Regions from separate parts of the Homo sapiens genome. Here region 1 is linked to region 2. A link is a loop called in an ENCODE intact Hi-C map of the cell type or tissue named here. Cell type or tissue: prostate gland. All regions are shown on one strand. Links, peaks and the distances in the headings refer to the core of each region. The heading gives the core; the rest is flanking DNA.

The links. A loop is a pair of places that touch in the nucleus more often than their neighbours do. Peaks named below come from ENCODE experiments on the same cell type or tissue, not always from the same donor. Only the 100,000 strongest peaks of a DNase experiment are listed, where the experiment ranks them.
Region 1: a loop joins it to region 2, with 3 times the contacts of the local background. A loop is called at or near these places in 21 of 110 quality-filtered maps.

Annotation. Positions count from the first base shown.
Region 1 is chr4:167,621,706-167,624,636 of GRCh38, reverse strand. No RefSeq gene overlaps it. Among named protein-coding and RNA genes, the nearest start is that of SPOCK3, 390 kb to the right of the region's middle. In prostate gland, for the core only: a CTCF peak has its summit at 1,715 (motif pointing right); a DNase peak (open chromatin) is centred at 1,756.
Region 2 is chr4:167,020,082-167,023,012 of GRCh38, reverse strand. All of the region lies in intron 3 of SPOCK3 (SPARC (osteonectin), cwcv and kazal like domains proteoglycan 3), which reads left to right. Among named protein-coding and RNA genes, the nearest start is that of SPOCK3, 210 kb to the left of the region's middle. In prostate gland, for the core only: a CTCF peak has its summit at 1,257 (motif pointing left); DNase peaks (open chromatin) are centred at 872 and 1,272; H3K27ac peaks cover 415 bases.

The DNA.
Region 1 (2,931 bases), core at 333-2,832, 600 kb before region 2:
GCATGCTGTTTCAACAACTTCTTCAAATCAAATTAACCAACTGTTATCAAGCTTTACGCTCTTTCCTGATGACCATCAATCCCAGGCTCTAACAATTACCCAGAGCTACAATTCTTTATTAGTAAACCTCTCCTGGTAATTCCAAAAATCAAGAGCCTGAAACTTTTATCAGGTCCTAGCTACAGGAAGATCTAGTTTTGTCATCAACTACTGTGTGCTAACTATACCCTGAATAGTCGTCTCAATGCCTACCTAGATTTACAGTTAGCAAAGTACATGGTCTGTGCATTTAAAATTGCTAAAATAAAAAAATGAGGATTTTGTCCTAAAACACTTAGGATTTAAACTTCTTAAATTGTACACAGATAGATAACTTGAAATGAGACTGTTTTGTACTTTTGTGAATCAATTCTACTTAAAATGTAGGCAGTAGCTTTTCCAATAGCAGTTACAAGGTAATTTGTGCTTTCAGGACACAGGTGTCTAAGTGGCCAGTGGTCTAAACGAGGTTTCCACATACCAGGTATTGCTCATCAGTGTGCAATTTGTATCCTCATAAAAGTGTACATCAGTAGTGTTCAGGGATACTCATTGGATTGGGTGTCACACTATTTATTTGGCTCATAATGTGTGTCAAGGGACCCTACAGTGAAAGTCATTTGTAGAATTCCATCTGCTCTTCTACAGGCAGGTAGCCAGGTCCCATTGTTGAACAAATTATATCTGATCACTCCCTGATGCTATGTATAATTGTTTTCTCTTCTTTGATGTGAATGTTAGGAAATAAACTATGAAAAATAATATATGTTCTTAAAAGAAAATTAGGTGAAAGTTTGTAGTTAACAGTTGATCATAGAAATAGTGGCTATAATAACAATTAAACTAGGCCAGATTTTTTTCATCTACATCTAGATATGTATCAGGTACATAATTTTTAAACTTGCATTTTTACATTCATGTTGTAAAAATGCAAGTTAAAAATTCAGTTAGCAGTTAGTTATTTTCAAATATAATTTATCTACTACTTTCTGATGTCTCAAAGTTTAGATAAGAATGCAGAATTCTCTTGGTGGTGTTGCTGTAAAGTACACTCAGATGGAATTTACTCTCCACTCAGTTCCAAAATAAAGACTTCAAATATTTGGTACCAAAAGTCCATGCCATATGAATCACACTGTTTTCATTAACTTCATGGATACTAGATATTTGACAGTAGGTGTTTTTTTGGAATTTGAACTGGCAACTGATGACGACTTCTGTTTACTTGTAAGCACTCTATTTCTCCTGCAGTAAATTTTCACTTGAATTTTGATGCTGGGTTTCATGTTCCGGTAGTAACATCTTTTTCTGTCCCCTCTACAGCTCACGGTGATGTGAGGCATTTTTTTGGTCATCACTATAGGTATTCTAAAGGAAACTTTTATCATCTCTTTGTCTTACTAGTGCCTTGGAAATTCATTCAAATAAACTCCCTATTCTTACCTGCCCATTGACAGGTAAGGGAATGACAGGGTCCGTAACAGCTGCAAATGAGATTTCAGGTGCGGCCCCCCTCCTCCAGTGGCTTTCAGGCCTGCTTCCTGGGACCTTTGCTGAGCGAAATCTATAGACCAGGCTCTGGCTATGGTAAGCTCATGAATGCCTGAATTTTCTTCTCTGCTTGCTGAAGTGATACAATTTCAGTCTGATTGGACTTCTTTCAGTGTCCTTAGCTCCAGTCTGCCCACCAGAGGGCAGCCTAGAGCGGCTCCCTGGTCAGCGTCTTAGCATCCTAGTCCCGGTCAGGGCCTTTGAAAGATACCGTACACATCTGGGAAGGAAACTGAGGTACTCTTCTCTCCATAGAAACATCCTTAACAAAATTCCTCTGGCAAATTCAGTGTGACTCCACAAACATAGAACAGAATTTAAGAATTAACAGGACTACAGTGCTGTGGAATGAGTCACGGAGGCAAGTGAGATAGTGAGATACACCCAGCCAAAAGAAAAACTGCATAGTGCTCTGCATAAACACCTGAGTGGTTAACAAACTGGTAAATGTGATATTGGAAAAGAAGGGAACCCTCACATTCTGGAAATGGCAAAATACCTACTTCAGATACGTAGCTTGCTTGTCAATCATTGTTAGTTAGCATGCAGTATTGCAAAAACCACCGTAAAAATGCACAAACGAGGTAATATTAGAGATTCGATATTTGCAGAAAGTATAAAGGATGAGTAGAATTATCTGGGAAGTTGGCATATATATATGTGTGTGTGCTTATATATATATCTATAATATGTATGTTTTAATATTTGAAATTAGAAAAAATGGCTGGGCACCATGGCTCATGCCTGTAATCCAAGCACTTTGGGAAGCCGAGGCAGGTGGATCACTTGAGCTCAGGAGTTTGAGACAAGCCTGGCCAACATGGTGAAATCCAGTCTCTACTAAAAATACAAAAGTTAGCCGAGGGGTGAGGGAGGTAGTGGTGCACGCCTGCAATCCCAGCTACTCCGATAGCTGAGGCATGAAAATCACTTGAACCTGGGATTCATCAGGCCACTGTACTCCAGCCTGGGTGACAAAGTGAGACTCTGTCTCCAAGAAAAATAAAATAAAAAATTAGAAAAAGTTTTGGAGAAACAATTAAAAGGCAAATCTTTTATGTTAATATTGTTTTAATTGACAAAGAATACTTATATATGTTTATGGTGTACAATGTGATGTTTAGATGTTTATCCATATATAAGTGGAGTGAGTAAATCAATCAATACATATCTATCACCTCACTAATTTTTTTGTGATGATACATTCAAAATTTACTCAAAAAAAAGGCAAATATGCTAATTCATTAACATCATGAGAAAGGACACAATTTAGCATTTTGCATAGATTACTTAAATCTCCCAAATATAAAGTTCATAAATTGCTGAGAGTGTATATTATGT
Region 2 (2,931 bases), core at 240-2,739:
GCAAAAACTGGGAAGACTGGAGGAAAGACCTTGGGGACTAGAAAAAGAGCTGACTGTTATAAAAGATTTAAGAGCTCTCTCTGAGTGGCATTTATGTGGAACAAAAAAATCTGCTTCCTCTGAGTGTATTCCTGGAGGATCATCTACATATCTCTCTCACTGACTTCTTGTCCCAATCATTTAGTCTTGTTCTTCCCATGTCCATAACCAGCTGGCCAGCATATCAACCCTGGCCATGACTCAGGGTCTATTTGTAATTTAAGTCATGTTGCCTCCCACATACAGCACATTATGGGATATGCTGCCCTAAACTCTAATAGGATTTACCTTTATCACTATGTTTCAGGGTTACCTCTGAAGAGGTTCATAATGCAATGGAATTCATTTCTGACCTATCCATAAACTTGGGCTGTACTTTCAATTGTATCTTTTTCACCATCTGAGGCCCTACCTGTGGGTTGAGGGAAAAGTGGTACAACAGTATGGCTCAGCACCATGGGCATCTGAGTCACTCACTCAGTGTATTTGTCTTCTCCAGAACTTCTTGGCCTTGATCTTATATATACACATTTTATTTAATGATGGTATGTTCCTACACATTAGAAATCACCCAGTTTATAATGGGCAAATTGGGCTGCCTGGTTTCTTGGTTTACTCCGGTCAGGCTTTGGGGACAAGCTGGATAATATTTTTCAGTTGCAGAACAGTTGATGGCAAAAGAGGAATGTGTCTCATGTGAATATCCTAGAGATTTATATTATATTCTCCTACTGGGTCTTGGATCATAAGGCTCGCATAGCCTGGCTGCTTGCTTCTCAATCTGGATCTGGTGCAGGTCTTTTGTTTGCTCCACGCCCAACCTAGACACACAGTTTTATGAGTTATTCAGTACTAGATGGGAACAGCACATCCAAATGACGTTCGGGTATCACACTGTGCTCCAAACTAACAGAGTTCCTAGAAACTTTACCAACGTGACACATCCCAGAACTTTTGCAGGGTTTATCTTCTATTCTCTCACAAGTAAAAGAATTACTAAGTTATAGAGGTAGTATTAGGGTACTGCAATTATTATTGTTATTATATAAGCTTAATACCCACCGAAGGAGAATTGGGGTCCAAAAACCTTTAGTTAAAATGTACATTTTCTATTACTGAGAGATTAAAAAACAATCTGGACATGTCTGTGTGTCTGGTTGTTTGAGAACTCCGTGGGTTCATTTGTGCCATCCGAAATTATCTTGATTTGGATTGCTGTTTGGCGCCACCTGGTGGTGGCCGTTTGACCTTTTTTTTGTATAGATATGGGTCGTTCTGGCTCCTGTGCAACCTACTAGGACAGTGGCTGTAATTCTAGGAATTTCCTCAAGTTAGTTGGTGCCAGTTTTATCAATCTGATCTGGGGAAATCGACCGGAGAGAGGGGTAGGGATGTGGGAACTCTCTTGATCCCTGTCATTCCCCTGTTTAGCCTTCCTTGCCTAAGTTACCACAGTCCCCAGATAAGAACTTTTGACACCCACTTTTGAGAACTTGACTGGGAAGAAATAAGAGCCAGTCACACATCACTGTTTATATATCTCCAGTGAGAGGACTGATGGGTGGGCTATCACAAGATTTTAATAGATCTATTTTACCTTACAATTTTTTTACTTCAGGACTAACTCGCAAGAAATGACAACAATAAAGAAAATCATCCAAATTTCTGAAGTGTATAAGATTTATAAAATTTACAAATTATATAAGATGACTTAAATAGACATTTAATGAGCCACTTTGTGTTAATATTTTCTATGTTTTTGCTATAGTAAATAGTAAATATCTTTGGAAGAAACATTTGATTTTTAAAAGTCTGAGCATTTTATTTTAAGATTAAGTTTTTTCAAGGTCCAGTATTCTTATAATTTTTATTCAATGAGTGACACAGCATAATAATATTTTATCAATCGGTTTCAATAGGTAACCCAACTTAACAAGTGCTTCTTCAATTTCATTCTCAGGAAAAGTCAGTACTTTAATGAATCTAACAGTATATTTCCAATTAGAATTTGGAATTCACTTTTTCCACCTTTTAGTTCTGGCCCTAAGAAACTGATGCATCTTAACTTACTCCACCCATCTTCTTCAACTTTATCCCAACAATTTTGAAACATGCTGTTTTGATTGTTGTTTTGCTTGTATTAGTGGTTATTAGAGGTGAGCTTCTTTTTTTTGTAATGGGAAGTAAGGATATGGTTATTTCATGGAAAAAATGATGCTTCTTTCATGTGTCTTTGTGTTGCTAAAACAAAATACCACAGGCTTGGCAATTTATAAAGAACACATACATATTTCTCACAGATCTAGAGGCTGGGAAATACAAGATCAAGGCACTGGCATCTGGTAAGGGTCCTCTTGCTCTGCCCCCATATGGCAGAAGGTGGAAGAACACAAGGGACGTATGAACACTGTTCTCACATGGCAGAAGAGTGAGAGTGAACTCACACCCAAAAGCCCTTTACATAAGAGCCTTAGTTCATTCATGAGGGCAGCACCCCCATGACTTAATAACTGCTCCAAAGACTCCATCTTTTAATATGCCAAAATGCAGATTAAGTTTCAACATGAATTTTTAAGGGCATGCATTCAATCTATAAGCAATAGAGAAACTTTGAAGACATGTTACCCTCTTTGGAAACTGCAAATGCTATTCTAGAAATTTCCCCTAGAGGCCAAATAGGCACTTCATCTGCCTTAAAAGTTATATGGCTATTTTACAAAATGTTTTATTACTGAATGCATGGGTTTCCATATTTCCAAACTGCTGTATCTATTTTCATACTACCTCCTACCTGACCAGTAAGACAATGCACACATTTTAGATTTCTTTTATGTAGGCACTCCACTGCAAGATAGCAATATCTGCCTCCATGAGATTGGTTAGGCTACAGTA